2 separate regions of the Homo sapiens genome follow, and region 2 is linked to region 1. The links are chromatin loops, found by intact Hi-C in ENCODE. Cell type or tissue: MCF 10A. All regions are shown on one strand. Links, peaks and the distances in the headings refer to the core of each region. The heading gives the core; the rest is flanking DNA. Region 1 holds the start of LARS2-AS1 (LARS2 antisense RNA 1). Region 2 overlaps SLC6A20 (solute carrier family 6 member 20).

Region 1 (9,050 bases), core at 622-8,621:
TTTTGATTAGCATTGTAATTTCAGGAGGCTATTTGAGATGATAGTACAGCTATTCCATTTTAGTTTAACATTTCTGAGCCCCTCAGCCCTTGTCTCAAGTAGCAGCTGTGAAACAGGAATCCAAAGACCTCTGTCCATGTTCAGTGGTGCCCCTGATTAGCTGTGTGGACAAGAAGCTGAACTCCTTTGGGTCTCAGTGGCCTCATATGTTAGGAACTCAGTTATCTCTGAGCACTCTTTTCACTCTGATTCTAATTTCTTCAAATACAGACAGCAAAGGTTTATGTATATCTAATCATCTTTCCTGTTTTGTAAGAGTTGTGGACATTTTTTTTCATCACCTGCACAGTTAGGCTTGCAGTTTGTACTTTAAGGTCTCCTTACCTTACGTAAGAGGCTGGCCTCCAAGTTAAGTGTGCCACCACACAGGACAGCAGGTGCCTTAGTTGTGTGATCTGAAATACCAAGTTAATGATTAACCGGGAATTAATGTAAGCAGGAAACCCACAAAAGAAGATATCCAAATGATTAATAAACATTTTATCACACTATAAAATAATAAACATCTTACACTGTAAAATGTTTCCGTCCCAGCACGATGGCTCACACCTGTAATCCCAACACTTTGGGATTGCAAGACAGGAAGATCATTTGAGTGCAGGGGTTCGAGACCAGCCTGGGCAACACAGCAAGACCCCATTTCTATGATTTTAAAAAAAAAAATTTCCCTCACTGGCAAATATAAATTATTCAGCAGTGAGATGCCATCTTCCATGTAGTAAGGAAGCTAGCATAAGAGCAGCTCTCATATATTGCAGGAAGTAGCTTGGAACAATCTTTCTGAAAAGCAGTTTGGCAATACATAGTGAGAGCCTTAAAACTATTCATTTTTGGGTGCACTAATTGCACTGCTAAAAATCTATCCTAAGGAAATAATCAGAAATGCAAACTTATGCACCAAGATGTTCATGTAAGTGTTATTTCAAGTAGCTAAAAATTTGGATACAATCTAAATGCCCCAAAATGCTGAGACAGGGTAAATAAAGTATAATCCATCTACGTGGAGCACACTTATACAACACTTTCAATTAAATTACAAAGAATGTTTAATAACATGGAGAAATTCATCTGAAGTAATGAGAAATAGAAAAAGCAAGATACAGCTTGGTTATCTTTGTCTTTATATATACAAGCACATATATACACATACTCAAAGCAAGAGAAAAGACTTGAAAAACTCATGCCAACATGTTAACACTAGCTATCTCTGGGTGGTGAGCCCAATATACTTCTGATTTTTTCCAGATTTTTTACAATGATTGTGTAACTTTATCATTTACAGTATGGTATATATTCCAAAGAAGGAAAATATGCTGAGCCTCCTGCTGTGGTTGTGGGTGTGGGGTAGGATCAGCTTTCAGCTTCCCTCCTTCCGGTGGTTAGCACCAGGTTGAAAGAGAGGGGGCACATTAGAGCGTGGGAACATGTCATGGCCCATCTTCACTGAATGAGATCAGGAAGCCTTTTCTCTCCCTTTGTGGGAGACCGCTGTAAACATGGAATCTTGTCACTTTTTGTTGTAGCTCTGTAATGCAACTTAGACACTAAATTCCCCAAACTGAATTTCTCCCTTCAGTTTGGAATCAACAGAAAGTGGTGGCTGTCAGAAGCAAGCAGCTGCTCAGGGAGCTCCCATGAGAAGGGCAGGCCGCCTGCTGACCGTGGAGAGCACAGCAAGCCCCTATCCACAGAGCTTTCTTCTCTGTTACTCTGATCATGCCAGAAACGGGGCTACTGGGAAAAGGAACAGGAAGGGAAGAGAAGCTTTACTTGGGTCCTGCTGTATTAGTAAACCCTCCTTCTGCGCCACTAACTGGCTGCTAGGAAATGGGAATGGTGATATTTCAAGAATGAGCCATGGCTAATACTTAGAAACTAGGCTAATTATGTGACATGATGGCCCTGGGCACAGAACAAGGAAGAAGAGGAAGGTAAACTTAGTCTGATTTAATGAAAAGTCCAATTTGGAGACCATTTTCAGAGATCTATGGCCTTCAAAGATCTGCAGCCTGGCAGGCCACTCTCGCACCAGGTCAGGGGAGTGGGCAGCAGGCTCTCTGGGGCTTCATGAATAGGTAAATGTCATCTGCAGCAAGAAGGTGGGGCTCTGATACATCCTGATATTCTTTGCTCATACTGTAATTAGCACATTCCTTGTATATAGTGATTTTTTTAAGAGCACTTAACATGGCCAATCAATCAATGTTCTGAATTTCCTTGTTTATCCTAATAATTAGCAACTCCCTTCCTTCCCTCCCTTCCTCCCTCTCCTCCCTCCCTACCTTTCCTCCCCTCTTTCCCTGCCTCCCTCCCTTCCTTCTTTCCTTCTTCCAAGTGGGACAAATGTGGCCTTCAATGCCCAGCAGCTATCAGTTGTTGCAATTTCTGAGTTAGTGCAGTCTAAACTAATGAAGAAATTGTGAAGATCTCCCCCCAGTTTTCATCACTGTGCTTACATATAGCTGTGCTTCAGTGCAAGCAAGCATGATCTACCTCCAGGGATGTACCGAAGGAGTAGGAAGAAAGCTGACTCAGAAATCCAGGGCCTTCTTCAAGGCAGAGGCCCTGCCTAATACTCCCGCGTTTGATGGTCCCTGAGTCAGAACGGTTTGTTAGTGGTTTAGAGTTGCAGATTTTCCACTCACTTATAAAGGCCCCTGCTGTGCACAGTCACTATGATGAATGAATAACTCAGTTGCATACGCAAGTCTGTTCCCAAGTACCATCTGTTGAGTGAATGAATGAGTGAACAAAAGGGAAACACATTACCCCAATTGTGAATCTGAATAATGAACTTGGCAATGTGATGTGATCTCTGCTCCAGCAGGCCTGGGTTCCAAGTCCAGCAGGGCCCTTGATGTCCTTTGTCCTTCATTCCTGTGCACCTTGCGCCTCCAAATCACATTTGGTACGTCTTTCTTGTAGTGCTGATGGTTATTTATGAGCATGTCCTGGGCTGCCTGTTCTTATTGTAAGCTCTCCAATTAATTGCCTAGTGCTGTGTACCCAATTATCATGTAAATACATGTTGAATGAATAAACAAGTGTGACTCATTCAGAGCTAAACTACGCATGAGAGTAGACATGGCCAGCTTCAGCCAAGAGTGAAAACCAGATTCCCAACTCCCTATAGCCCATTCCCTGGCTCCCTGGAAAAGTGGAGGGAAAACACTTGGGAATGAGCAGGATTCTAGGAGCTGGGAAGCGCCCCTTTCCCCACTGGGAAATTCCATGTGAGCACTCATCGGGGCATTCCCCTGCTCTCATTCTCTTGCTTCAGCTGCTTGGGATCTTTCAATGCACCCCTCCCTGCAAAAAGATGGTGGCACTAGCTGGAAAGTATAGCATCCAGTGCCCCACTTCACTCATTTCTTTCTTCCCTCCTCTCTTGCCTCCACTTTGTCCTACTCACATTATCCCCCACCCCTGCTGCTGGTAGGTTTATTCATCCACTGAAACAAGCTTGATTGAGTTCAAGGCAATTAACATTACTGAGCATCTGTTAGGAACTGGAGACTGAGAGTGGCCTTTAAGGATTTTCAAGGCCAGGAGCAGTGGCTCATGCCTGTAATCCCAGCATTTTGGGAGGCCGAGGCAGGAGGATTGCTTGAGCTCAGGAGTTCAAGACCAGCCTGGGCAACATAGTGAGACTTCATCTCTACCAAAAATACAAAAAATTAGCTGGGTGTGGTAGTGCGCGCCTGTGGTCCCAGCTGCTTGCAGGGGTAAGGTGGGAATATCACTTGAGCCCAGGAGACTGAGGCTGCAGTGAGCTGTGATTGTGCCACTGCACCCCAGCCTGGGTGACAGAACAAGACCCTGTCTCAAAAAAAAATCATCCTCCTACTCCTCACAGGAGAAAGACAGGCAAGCAGCTTACCTAAATACACAATAAAATGTAATAGCTGCTAGATACAATTACAGGCACTACACAGGATGCATCAGGAAGGAAAAAACAACTAATTCTAATTCTGACCAGGAGATACCTTCTCAGTGGAGATGGCATTTGAGTTGAGCCAGGAAGGAGGACTAGAGTTTTGATAACAGTTTGGGAAATGGCGTGAGTAAAGACGTGGAAGCACATGCAGGCAACATTTGAAAGAGCAGAGGGAGTGGCAGGGGACAGGGAGAAGTCCTGGATGGCTATGCGGAGGAATTTGGACTTGATTGGGAGGAGGAGCTCTTCAAATATGACTGCACTCTTTCTTTTCCTCCCTCACAGCTCTGAGAGTTGTCAGGCATTGGTTTGGTTCAGTGATCGTAAACAGGCTGGCTCCCCAAGGGCAGAGATTGCTTTGCCCAACATTATATCCCCAGTGCCTAGCTCAGTGCCAGGCACATAGCAAGCACTCAAGAAATACCAAAGAAATAAGTGATACATTTCACATAATAACTCTGTGCTTTCTGATTATATGGTACGAAGAAGAATTCAGAGACTCGTTCTGAGCACCAGGAGTGCTGCTGTCGATGAATGGTGTCTGGGTGGTTGTAGGCAAGGGCACTGGGGATAGTTGGCTAGGTTTTGCCATCCCTGCTCTAGATGATCCATCTGAGATGGCCCCTGCTGCACTGCAACCCTCAGAGAAGACAGTCCAGAAGAGCTTCAACTGTCAAGTTTCATTGTTGGAAGCTTTCAGACATTAGGATATATTCATGTAACTAGCAGGTCTTGGTGTGGGTGCACTGCTGAGGACCTGCCTGCCAGTTCTGGGGAAAGCCTCCCATGTGGACATCCCCTGAGAGCTCTCACTAAGAAATGGCTACAAGCGGGTTAGAAACAGGCAGATGAAATAATAGTGTTAGCAGTCAGGCTATAGGGGCCCATAGTGAGGAGACAGTGCCTAGAAGCGGATGGAAGGTTGATTTCACGTTCTGCTAATTGGGCTGAATGCCAGTTACACAAGTGTGTTTTATATTGTGAAGATTCATCATTATACCGCTAGGACTTACACTTTTCAATATGTGTGCTATACCTCAACAGTTTACCTTAAAAAAAAAAAAGTTATAAAAGACGAGGCAAAAGTTGCAGCCTTAGGCTGAACAGCTGGGGTTAGTCAGTTTTTCGCAGGTTGCAATTCTGTCCGTTCTCGGAAGGTGGCAGTGTTGTGCCACTTGATAAAATACAAGACCTAAGAATAGGATTCCTTGGATTCCCAGCCCCTTCTTGAGGCTTAATGCTGCTGATTTTTTTTTTTTTTTTTTTTTTTGGAGACAGAGTCTCGCTCTGTCTCCCAGGCTGGGGTGCAGTGGCGTGATCTCGGCCCACTGCAACCTCCGCTTCCTGGGCTCAAGCAACCCCTGCCTCAGCCTCCCAAGCAGCGGGGACTACAGGTGCGCGCCCCCACACCTGGCCAACTTTTTGTATTTTAGTAGAGACGGGGTTTCACCATGTTGCCCAGGCCAGTCTCAAACTTTGAGCTCAGGCAATCCACCTGCCTCGGCCTCCCAAAGCGCTAGGATTACAAGCGTGAGCCACCGCGCCTGGCCAATGCTGCTGATTTTGATCATCCTACCTATCTTTATCTTTGAATCCAGATCATTCTCTCCTAACTTTTGCCCTAAAAACACCTTTAAAAATTTACCTTGAGCAACCAAAGCCATGTACTGGTGATGTTTGTGGGGAACATCACTGGATCTCCAGGAAATGAGTGCTCCTACCTGATACCCTGAACACGAAATACTTAACGTGTGTTATCAGCAGATATCGCCATGAATCATTCTTTGAGTTTGGAATAGGTCTTGCTGAAATGCCTCAAAATTGAATCAGGCAGATTCTTAAGAATAAACAACTGCAAATTTGCAATAATTTCAGTATGAAGGTCAACCTGTTCTTATCCTCTTATGAGAAAAAGTTTATATGTCACTATTTACCCAGTAAGGGTATAACTAAAACTACTTTTTAAAACAGGTACTATAAATAAGTTATAATCAATTCATATTTCAGAACACTAGGTAACTTTTTAAAAAGTGAGATAGATCTATATGAACTGCCATGGAGAAATCCATTCATATCATTAAGTGAAATACCATAAAGTATACATAAGGTATAATCCCACTTATATAAATCCCCAAAAATCTATAAAAACCATATGTGGATAGGTACACATTTATGTATACAAAGGCATTGAAAAATGTCTCCAGACTTTTCCAGGGATATATACCAAACTATTAATAAGAACTGCCTCCTGAAAGGGACATAGGCCTAGAAAGGAGTGGTAGTGTTTGGATTTGAACAGAAGGTTTATAGTCATATATGACTTGTATGGTTTAAAACTTTTTTTAGGCCAGGTGGGGTGGCTCACACCTGTAATCCCAGTACTTTGGGGGGCCGAGGCAGGTGGATCACGCCCAGCCTGAATTTATTTTCTTATCACTTATTTCTAAGGAGCCATTTGTTTAAGCTGGGTTTATAAGTGGCCTTGGTCAGCCCGCCTGCTTTTATGAGGGGCAGCTACTTCTGCCCATCCGAGGGAAGGTCTGCGTTGCTGTTTTCTCAATGCCTCATGTCCCACTCCTCCTGTTTTCTTTTCCTGTCATCTTTCCTCAGGGAGCCTTTTCATAAGCTGCTGGCCCAAGGCCTTATCAAGGGGCAGACATTCCGCCTACCATCTGGACAGTATCTACAGAGAGAGGAAGTGGATCTCACAGGTAAGAATGGCCCATCTGGTCCCATCCAGGTACTCCCAGAGAGCCAAGGCCAGGCCTGAGAGCTACTGAGCAAGCAGGCATCTGCCTCTAGAGTGGGGAGGATGCAGGAGAGAGACCCGCTGGCTGTGAGGTCTCTAAGCCTCAGCTCCCTCTGGGCCTGCGCCCCCTGAAGCCTGGTCCTGGACTGGCCGTCTGCTCCTCTGCTGCAGCCCCCTTCAGCCAAAGTGCCACCTCAGCTTCTGGCAGGGTTTTCATTTGTATGTAACAGAGTCAACTCAGGCATGACCTCCTATCCCAGACCATCTTTGAAAGCCCACCTCAGGGATAGAGCCCCCAGGCCCAAGACACATTCTTCCAGAACTGGGGTACTCCCAGTGTTTCTCCCAACATGTTCTAGTGGCACATTTCAGAACCTTGGGGGGCAGCACTCGGTTTACTCGTAGCACCCCAGAGCAGCCCCCTCTTAGCATTTCCCAGTAAAACACCTCCCCCTGATTCCCCGAACTTCCCTCCTGTCCCAGCTCTCCCAAGCCTTTTCCTTCCACTCTGCATTTTCACCCTTTACCCTTTACATTTCACCCTTCATTTTCACCCTGAGGATCACAAGATCTTCAGGTGCCATGGTGAGGATGTATCACGTGCACCCAGCACACACGTGGAATATATGACATGTTAGAAAATGGGTAGGGGCAAGGTGTGGTAGCTCACGCCTGTAATCCCAGCACTTTGGGAGGCCAAGGCAGGTGGATCACCTGAGGTCAGGAGTTCAAGACCATCCTGGCCAACATGGTGAAACCCCGTCTCTACTAAAAATACAAAAATGAGCCAGGCGTGGAGGCATGCACCTGTAATCCCAGCTACTCAGGAGGCTGAGGCAGGAGAATCACTTGAACCCAGGAGGTGGAGGTTGCAGTGAGCCAAGATCATGCCACTGCACTCCAGCCTGGGCAACAGAGCAAGACTCTGTCTCAAAAAAAAAAAAGAAAGAAAGAAAACAGTTGGAGACATGCAGTATACATAGGGACAGCTGTGAGAAACCCCCAGCACTGTGACCATTACATTTAGAAAAACTAGTGCATAATGGATGAGATTAGGTCACACGACAACCCTGTAAATGGTAGGCAGCCTCTCCAGCCAAACATTAGAGACAGGGTTTAGGGAAGCAGTCGATGCAATTACCTCATCAAAGCAAAATATATCAAGGTTTATAACGGTCCGTGGGAGAAAAAGAAGCTGGAGAAGCAGAACTGGCAGTGTCTCTCCAGCATGGATGACAGAGGGAAAGAGCTAAATTCAGGTGCACATAGAATTCAGCCTCACAGTTAGTGAAGTGTTCTCTGTAACAGGCAAGGCTGCCCATGTATAGCTGTGCAGTTTGTGCGCTACACAAAAGAACCAAGCCAAGGCTGTGATTTCAGTAGGGCCTGAAATGCAGCCGTTTCTCAAGCCATACATTTCAGGGCAACATCTGCCAAACGAGGGTGACTTTTTCTAACTTCTCAACTTTTCTGCCCAGAAAGATACATTTTTTCCTAATTTGCATAACAGTGTTTTAAGGTCTAGACACAGCCTGGGGCAGGGTAAAGGGGCCAGTGGTTCCCTGAGTCTCACCACAGCGTGGATAAACATCTAGGACTTCAGTCTCCCCTTCTCTGCTGTCATGGGGTCAGGCAGTATTGTGAACATCTTTTCCCTTCCCACGTAGTCTTGCCTACTGGGTGAGAATACTTTGATCAGCAAGGGCAGGTTTCTGTCTCCTTCATGGATGTAACTCTCATGAAGTATGGAGTTGGCTTTTAGGTCTGTACATCGGTCCCCTGTTAGCTTGGTTGCTGTTGGAATCAGAGATTATTTGGCTGGAAGGAAAAGAAATCCACCCAAACCCAGTTGCAGAAAATAGAGCTAGGCCCCACTGCTCATAGGAAGTCACCAGCCACTCCTTTTTTCTTCTCTCTTTCTCAGCTCTCTCGTTCTTAGTTCTTCTTCCTGCTTCTCTCTGTTCTTCTGCCCTGTTCTCCTTCATCTGCCAGACTTGGATTCTCCTCTCCCCAATTTCAATTTACCAAGTGACCTTGGGTAGCTGCAGTGGCAAGTCTTGCCCCATCTCCTTAGGACCTGATGGTCCCAGTGCTCAGCAACATGGAAACTGAGTTTCTGTATCTCTTAGCTCCAATTTGTGAGATAGAGGCTTAGCCTTGCCAGGTGCTCTTACTAGTCCTCTCCAGTAGGGCTTGGCAACAAGGTCACCTCATCCAAATGCGGCCATTTAAGACCCCTTCCATCAGCACCATCTAGACCAGTGGTATGTGAGTAGGGGAGGAGACAGTTCCAAAGAATAGGGT
Region 2 (9,050 bases), core at 559-8,558, 250 kb after region 1:
CCGACCCTTTACAGGTGTCGGGCTGGGGGACAGTCAGGTCTTTCCCTTCCCATGAGGCCATATCTCAGGCTGTCTCAGTGGGGGGGAAACCTTGGACAATACCCAGGCTTTCTTGGGCAGAGGTCCCTGCAGCTTTCTGCTGTGCATTGTGTCCCTGGTTAATCGAGAATGGAGAATGGCGATGACTTCTACCAAGCATACAGCCTGCAAACATATTGTTAACAAGGCACATCCTGCACAGCCCTAAATCCATTAAACTTTGATTCATTACAGCGCATGTTTCTGTGAGCACAGAGTTGGGGCTAAAGTTATAGGCTAACAACATCTCAAAGCAGAAACAATTTTTCTTAGTACAGATCAAAATGGAGTTTCTTATGTCTTCCTTTTCTACACAGACACAGTAACAATCTGATCTTTCTTTTCCCCACATGGACTAATGCGATATCATAGATATGGTGTGTCTTCAGTTACAAGATGCTCTGTTTGAATTATATACATTTTAGAAAACTATGTACAGATGAATAATTTAAAATTAATTGTAAGTGGTATTTGTGGTCTTGATAGAGTTGGCCACGATGTCCAAATGTAATATTAAGCCTATGGGAAAGTCAGAGCCACTTTTTTTTTTTTTTTTTTTTGAGTCAGAGTCTTGCTCTGTCGCCCAGACTGGAGTGGAGTGGCATGATCTTGGCTCACAGCAACCGCCACCTCCTAGGTTCAAATGATTCTTGTGCCTCAGCAGCCAGAGTAGCTGGAATTACAGGCCTATGCCACCACTCCCAGCTAATTTTTTTGTATTTTTAGTAGAAATGGGGTTTCGCCATGTTGGCCAGGCTGGCCTCAAACTCCTGACCTCAAGTGATCCACCCACCTTGACCCCCAAGGTGCTAGGATTACAGGCGTGAGCCACCGTGCCCAGCTGAGATCCACTTTCATTCTCACCTCACAGTGGCTCCTGACTCCTTTTCCAATGCACCAAGACACACACCACGGAGGGATGTCTGCACAGACTTCTAATGTGGTTTGGGGTTGCAAACTGTAGTTGGGGCAATTTTTTGTAGAGAGGTCTGGTCCTGGACCCACCGTCAGAGACCTTAGAGAAAGGATCCCTTTGGGGGTCCCAGACAAAGATCTTCTTTCTTTATAACTTGTCATCCTAAGATTTAAAGGGTGGAAGGGGAACACAGAAATTGCATATTCACTACAACTCAAAAAAGAAGAGAATTAATTTTGCACCACTGACAAATAGGTCATCTTAGGCACTTCAAAACTCCTTAAATGGATCTAAAAATATTTGTCCTCTAATATTTTGGTGTCTCTTCAGCCAAAAACAAAAATTGCTTAAATTTGGTCCCATAAGAATTATAGTCATATTTCAGTTTGCAATGTGCCCTAATTCTAGGGCTTTCCTGGAATGAAGGATGCAGTTATCTTTGAGACCGGCTTTCATAGCCCACCCCCTTCCATGATGAGGAGGCAGGTGACAGGGAGGAACAGCCACCACGGGAGGGTGTGCGTTCTCCCAAGGGAGTTTTCTTCCTGCACACCTTCCTCATCTTCTTTAGACACTCAGGAAGTTGATGGGCTGAGCACTCCTGGCTTAAGCATTTGAAAAAGCAGCCGAGGAGTTTCCGCCTGTAAATAGTATCTGTAAAACCGTGAGCGGCTGGGAAGCCCACATCTCAGGCCACGGGGTCTGCGTCTCCCCTCTTGAGGCGACGCTGAACAAAAGTCCCCAGGGCCGCCAGGGGGATGCACATGGTGGAGGAGGCCACAAGCAGCCCGATGACAGCCAGTGCATAGGCCGGGTAATCTTTGGTCACGAGCTGGCCCTGAAAGGAGAGACTGAGTGTCAGCAGAGAGCACCTGCTGAGCACTGCCCCTGGGCCTCAGGGCCCATCCGTGATGGGGAGGTGATGTGACGTGGGCAGAGAGCATGTGGGGCCGGTGTCCTCACTCCTGGGGCCACGGGCTCTGCAATTCACTAGCAAATGTGCCAGGAGCCTAACTGCCCTCACCTTCTTTTTCTTCCATAAACTAGGAATAATAGTAACTACTTGAACCAGTGGGTGTAGAGCTATTGTTTGGAGCTACCCATAATGAATAACCATGGTAATAATCAAGCACCTTATGTCTAAGGCAACTTTCAGGGAACCTAAACTGTAGGCGACTACTCTTAGCCTGGAATGGGACTTTCCCGTGAAGGTAGCAACGTTCTCTGTCAGTGCTGTCTGCTGCGGTAGGCGCGGAGGAGAGCGCTGCTCAGGAGGCAGGAGCTGGCGCCTTTGCAGCGGGAGTTTTTCTCAGCTTCCGGGGGACAGGTGGATGGGGAAGCTCTGGAGGAGTGCCTTCCTCTCGCCCCACTGAAGCACATACCTAAAAGCTCAAAGCCCAGCTCCTCCGTGCTGGACTATTTCTAAAATACCTCAGTGATATTTCCATGTCGTGACAAATAACCTACCCACACCATGGAAATAGTCCCCTGGTTTCGGAAAATGAATGGCCCATGCTTTTCAGTGGCCATGGGGGCCCAGCGCCAGCCCTACGGAGACAGTAGATACCTGGGAGGCGTCCCAGGCTTGATACTTCAGGGTCCCCGTGAGGATGTAGTCGCTCAGGTAGAAGACAAAGAGGCTGACAATCAGCAGTGGGCTTACGCCAGCCCACATCACCTTCCAGTACCAGCTCACAGCTCGGCCGGTCATGGCCTTAAGGTCACTTTCAAATCTATTTGGAAAACAGGGAGAGAAAGTCTGGATTAACCAGGCTGCGGAGGTCAGGGCGTCCAGCTTGCCTGTCCCTATTCACAAAGGAACATTCTGTTCTAGGTGGTAAAGGATGTCTGAGCTTGGCCACTGGGCTCCTCTGTGACACCTTCTTGAGAGACGAGTGCTGCGGTGGGGAGGGGAGAAGGGCTGAGGCTGCCCAGAAGGGATGACGGAGCAAGCAACCCGCAGAGAGTGGACATCAGAAGACGCCTTCCTAATGCCAGCCTTCAGATGAAGGCTGCTGGCATAGCCCAGAGGGCAGCCTCCAGGAATGGTGGGCACAGGCAGCAGGGGATGGACATTTGTCAGGCTGGTCATCAATGACAGGGACTTCTTGGGCGGCTTTGCCCACCCCCCTACCCAGCCCGCCCCTGTCAATCAGTGACTCCCTTTCCCAGTAGAAACACCACGGAGCAGAATCACTTGGTCCATTGAAACCAGAGCAGGTTTTCTGGGACAGAGGAAGAGCCAACCTCGGACTGAAGGACCGTAGCCCTGGCCTGCTGGAGCTGGTCTAGAGTGGCCAGGGCAGTGAGTCCCAAAGGCGTTGCCCACAGCCACCATCACCACCTCCATCATGCCTGTAGCTCTCTTTTCCCTCTTCTTTACTTTTAAACCTACGGTTAGCAGCAGCACAACAGCAGCCAGTTTCTCATCGACTTGACAAACTAAGTACGTGTGTTTTTGAATACACGTACACAGTATAAAAAGTATCTTTGGCATTTTGGGAGATGTTGGCCCAACGAAACTCCCCATTTCACACAGGAGGAACCAAGGCCCAGGGCTGCGATGCCTTCTTCCTTAGGGCTTGGTAAAGACCAGGCCCAGAACCTGGGTTGGCCTCCTGCCTCCAGCCCAGAGCCTTTAAACCTGCTCCCTACAGCGGAAGAGGCAGCCTTGGCGGGAGGGGCTGGGGTGGTGTGGGTGTGACGTCACCAGCTGCAGCCACAGCCCCTCCCTCCCTGGGACCTGCTGCATGTCCTGGGTGTCCATGCGAGGCTGTGTGGCGACCACCACCTGCCCTTTGCTGCTGCTGACGTAGTTGGACTCTAGGCTGCAGGCCATGAAGGCTCATGTATGTGACACGAAAACCTGGGGCTTTCAAAATCAGACAGGTGAAAAAGTGTTGGGGGTCCTCTTGTCCCTTCACACCCCCATAACCCCCCCCCCTTTCCTGGATGGAGAAAGTTGGGAAGAGCTGGCTGCAGAAAAGCCCCAGGACACTGTTGCTGGGTGGTCACTAGATGGCGGTGTCACCTGAGCAAGCCGAAGCACTCCCCTCCTGCCACTTACATGGTCAGTCCACCTACGACATCTCCAAGGCACGTTTGTTTCTGCCTCTGTCTCCCTTCACCAGCCCCTTTTTGATGGACTTGTGCCCCTCACCCATCTAGTGACCTCCAGCGGGCCCTAGGTTCTGTTCCTCTCTCCCAACCTTCTCTTTTTATCCTGAAACACTCACCCTCTCAGTGACCAATCTCTTTCTCCCTCTAGACTGGCATTTCCTAGGTGACCAGGGATTTTCCCAATTTTAGTACTGAAAGTTCCACGTCCCAGAAAACCCCTCAATCCTGGGGAAACAGGGAGAGTTGGTCCCCTTAACACTAGTGTCCTCAAAATGTTAGTAGCTAAGGGTGGGAGTCGGGTGAGAGGAGGGTGAAAAGGCATTCCTTGACCAAGTAAGTCTGGAAATGCTGCAATTCTAACCCTCTCTTTGGGATCCACAACTGTCTTTAAGATTCTGAGAAGTCCTACGGGAAAGACATCAATTTGGCTTTGTTTAACTTATGTCCTGATGGATCATGGGAGATCCCTCAGCATGGCACGGGACCCTGGCCTTTCCGGGGACACAGCAGGGATTGCTGCTTCAGGGATGCCTGCCTCCCAGAGTGTTGTCAATGTCTCCCTCCCCACCCTGAACCAGCACAGAGGATCAAAAAGACTGGGGAAGAGGGCAGAAAACAACGTGGCACAGCCTCCTCGCCCAAACCGCACCCACTAGAGCAGCGCTGCCCAAACTGTGATGTGCCTCAGGCCCCCTGGACATAGTGTGAAGATACAGGATCTGATTCAGCAGGATGGGGTGGGCCCGAGCTTCTGCAGTCCCAACGAGCGCCTTGTTGCTGCTGCTCCCGCTCTAGGGACCACACTTGAGGTAGCAAAGCTCTCTAGGCCAGTGGTTCTCAAAGTGTGGGTGCCAGACTCATCTGGGAACCTGCTAGAAATGTGAATTCTTGGCCCTCCCCTGGCCTGCCTGATCAGAACCCTGGGGGTGAGTCTCACAGCTGTGTTTGACCAGCCCAAGGGACTCTGAGGCACACTCGAGTTTGAAGGTTGCTCTAGACCAGTGGCTCTTGCCCCAGCTGCACATTCCATCACCTGGGGAGAACTAAAACATTCCAGTCCCGTGCTGTGCACTGGGATTGAGAACCTCACTGACTAAATTTTGAATCTGCCAAATTTTCTAAGGTCTAAGTTATCAACTGGACTTTGGTCAGGGTTCTTGGAAAATACTGATGTTGGCCGATGATCAGAGCATCCAGTGCCTGGAGGCACAATTCCCTGCCCCAGTAAGCTGTGGGGGTCCAGCAGGGTCAACCCTAAAACAGCCTATGATACAAAGCAAAAGTACAGGGAATAGAGAAAAAGATATTCACTGAAGCAAACTGAGCATGGAATAGAGGCAGAGCATAAGCTGAGATCTGCGGGCAAAGAACAAACGTTGAGTCATGATGCGAAGCTTAAAGAAGAGGTGAAGATGTGCATCAAGAAACAGCTGTTTTCCTTGAGGGGCGTGGCCTCTGTGGCTGTGTTTTCCCTATGCAAATGAGGGTCCTGGGCCTCCTCACCTCCTCAGCCCGTACACGTAGCACACGGCAATCGTCTCCACCAGCACGATGAGCAGCAGGGACAGTGTGGCCGCGTAGTCGTTGAATATGTCAAACCAGTAGTTCCCAGCCTCCATCGTGAACACCATGCCAATGGCACAGTTGACAAGGCACACCAGACCTGGGGGCCACAAGACCAGCTGCTCACCTGCCCGAGACCCCCCCACTACTGCTTACCAGTTCTCTACAGGACAGTGGGGTCGTCGGCCCTCAGGGAATTTTGGCTGATTGCTTCATCCACATGGGTTGAAAGAGCTGTCATGGTTTGGACTCTCTGAAGGTGTGTGCCACGTGTGTGGGGCAGGGGGCACAATGGTGTCCCGAAGCGTGTTGGCAGGGGTCACTGATGTTGACTCACTGAGCTGCCCTGCAGGGGTGGCAGAGCTTAAAGCTCAATGAACAAGCAGACGTAGTGGGCACTGTCATTCCAGGATCCCGCCCAGGCTGTGGGTCTACAATTATAACCCCCGCTGTTTATCCCAACAACTCAGCCCTGGAGCTCATGAGAAATGAATCAGGGGAGGAGGCTTGAATATGGAGTGGCCCCATCAGGACTTCCTAGAGAGGACTTGCCTCCACCCAGAAGAGGGTGGGGCAGGGAAGAGACAAATGTCCACCCAGATCCTCCCTTGTGCCAGGCACTTGCAATGCGTTGGACCCTTAGGCCTCTGAGGCAGGTGTCCGGAGCCCCCTTTCACAGATGGGAAGGCAAGGCTCAGAGATGTCTAAGGCTCCCCCGACATCCCATAGCACATCCATGGCAGAGTGAGGATTCAGACCCAGGCCCTTTAGCCTCCAGAACCTGGGCCTTCATCCCAGGCCCCTCCAGCTGCCTTCCCTGGGGACCCCATGCATGTCTGAGTCTAGAGCCCACACCTGCCCTTTCCACTAGCACACCGTACACTGCCAGCTACCGAGCCCTCCTGCTATCCCGACGGGGACACACAAGGAGAAAGGGGCCATGCGCTGGCTGAAGGCTATGGGCACACCTAGTGTTGGCTACAAAGACCAGGCCTGAGGAGGGGGTCTAAGTGCTGCAGCACTCTGAAGAGGTGGGGGCAACTCCAACTGGAGTGGTCGGGGCTTGAAGGAGATGGCCTGGGAGCTGGGTTTGATTCATCCTGCATGTCAAGGAATGGTGTTTTCAGAGACGGAGTAGTGTAGGCCACAGGGTCCTTGAGGCACTGCCTGATTGGAGTGGAGCAGATGGGCCAGGGAGTGAAACCATGAGAGATGTAATTGGAAAAGCCAGCTCATTTCCTAAGATCTGAAATGTCCATCAACAGCAGAATGGATAAAGAAACTGTGGTATGTCACCTTACAATGGATTATTGTATAGGCACAAAAAGGGGCAGACGATCGCTGCTCGAAACAACATGAGTGGATCTCACAGGTAGATTCTGAGTGAAGACAATAGACGTAGAGTGTGTACAATAGGACTTCGTTCATATGAAATTCAGGAACAGGAAGGCCAGGCGCAATGACTCATGCCTGTAATCCCAGTATTTTGGGAGGCCAAGGCAGGCAGATCACTTGAGGTCAGGAGTTTGAGACCAGCCTGGCCAACACGGGGAAACCCCATCTTTACTAAAATACAAAAATTAGCCAGGCATCATGGTGTGCACCTATAATCCCAGCTACTCAGGAGGATGAGGCACGAGAATAGCTTGAGCCTGGGAGGTGGAGGTTGCAGTGAGCCAAGATCGCACCATTGCACTCCAGCCTGGGTGACAGAGTGAGACTGTTTCTTTAAAAACAAAAAAAAAAAAAAAAGGAAAAAAACCCCTAAAATGTAGAAGTCAGAAATAGAGGTGAACTCCAGGGGTGCATACTGCCTGGGAAGGGGTGTGAAGGAACTGTCTAGGGTGTGGAAAATGTTCTGTATCTTGACCTAGGTGGTGGTTCCTTGGGTGGATACATATGTAAAATCCACTGAGTTTGTACTTAAGAAATGTACACTTTATAATGGTCATACTTCAGGCCAGGTGTGGTGGCTCACACCTGTAATCCCAGCACTTTCGGAGGCTGAGATGGGCGAATCACCTGGGGTCAGGAGTTCGAGACCAGCCTGGCCAACATGGTGAAACCCCTTCTCTACTAAAAATACAAAAATTAGCCAGGTGTCATGGCGTGCACCTGTAATCCCAGCTACTCGGGAGGGTGAGGCAGGAGAATCACTTGAACCTGGGAGATGGAGGTTGCAGTGAGCCAAGATCACGCCACTGAACTCCAGCCTGGGCAACAGAGCGAGACTCCGTCTGAAATATATATAATATACTTCAATGAAAATGAACAGAAACAAAATCGAGTTCTCTCCTAGCCTGGAGAACTTTGAATGTCAGGTTGGGGAGTTGGGTTGGGGTGGCCACTTCACTTCCCTGTGATGTGGAGAATGGAACGCACAGGGTGAATCACATGGCCCAGGTCCCAGGTTGTGAGAAGACATGGCAGGACCGTGGTGAGGTGGCTGCAACCCCCTGTAGCCACCTGAACCAGCCCATGACCCCTGAGGGAGCTCTCCCCTGTTCACCCCCACGCCTTGGCCCTCCTGACCCCTGCCTCCTCCACTGGCTGGCCCCGCTGACCTGAGATGGCCTCCTTGGGCAGGTGGCTGGAGATGATCTTGCTGTCTGTCAGAGGGGTGAGGATGGCCGCTGTGTTCCCCAGCATGCTCCCAATGCCCAGCATCAGCAGCATGAAGAAGTAGAGCACCGACCACAGCTGGGACACCTCCATGTTTTTAATGGCCTCTGTGTAGACGATGAATGCCAGGCCAGTGCCCTGGACGGCCTGCCCAGGGTGAGAAGACACCAGTTACATGCAAGAGGGACTTATAGTCTTATTCACGCACTCAGTACTAAGCAACATGGGGGACCTTGGAAGTGGCCATGAGAAGCCACATTGTGAGGTTGGAGCTTCCATCTGCAGATCAACCCCTTACACTCAGCTGGGCTGAAACGAAATGGGAGCTGCCAGGAGCTCATATATGCAAAGCACGTGAGAACTTGTAGCCAGCCTGCAACACTGAGTTCCCCTCTCCTGCCCCAACTTACGTACATTCTGGATGAAAGATAATAAAACAATGGATAATTTCTGCTTCTAATGTGATGACCGACTAGGTGTCCTGAAACCTCCGTGGCTGGGACCTGAGGAGGGAGGGCGGGGCCAGGGCAGCAGGAAGCAGAATTGTAGGGAGACAGCTTGGTCAGCAGGCAACCAGGAGGGGCAGGTGCTCAGCGGTCACGTCCCTGTGCTGGTAACTCTGTTGCGGAAATGTTAAACTATGGAAATTGAGGCTGGAACTCCTGCTTAAAGACAAATCCCCTAAGGGGCTCAAAAGGGATAATAGGTTGTGCGTACTCTCTGGCTACCCACAGAAGAAGCAAAAACAAGC

The links. A loop is a pair of places that touch in the nucleus more often than their neighbours do. Peaks named below come from ENCODE experiments on the same cell type or tissue, not always from the same donor. Only the 100,000 strongest peaks of a DNase experiment are listed, where the experiment ranks them.
Region 2: a loop joins it to region 1, with 14 times the contacts of the local background. A loop is called at or near these places in 3 of 110 quality-filtered maps.

Annotation. Positions count from the first base shown.
Region 1 is chr3:45,506,528-45,515,577 of GRCh38, forward strand. It overlaps LARS2 (leucyl-tRNA synthetase 2, mitochondrial), which reads left to right. Exons shown (of 22, transcript NM_015340.4): 16 at 6,608-6,708. It overlaps LARS2-AS1 (LARS2 antisense RNA 1), which reads right to left and starts at 3,018. Exons shown (of 4, transcript NR_048543.1): 1 at 2,830-3,018; 2 at 385-455. RefSeq lists an enhancer at 1,397-2,263 and a silencer at 3,090-3,384. In MCF 10A, for the core only: a CTCF peak has its summit at 5,163; a DNase peak (open chromatin) is centred at 5,164.
Region 2 is chr3:45,757,296-45,766,345 of GRCh38, forward strand. It overlaps SLC6A20 (solute carrier family 6 member 20), which reads right to left. Exons shown (of 11, transcript NM_020208.4): 8 at 8,242-8,446; 9 at 5,618-5,777; 10 at 2,562-2,727; 11 at 1-1,832. The coding sequence ends at 1,683. Among named protein-coding and RNA genes, the nearest start is that of SLC6A20, 35 kb to the right of the region's middle. In MCF 10A, for the core only: a CTCF peak has its summit at 4,005 (motif pointing right); a DNase peak (open chromatin) is centred at 4,036.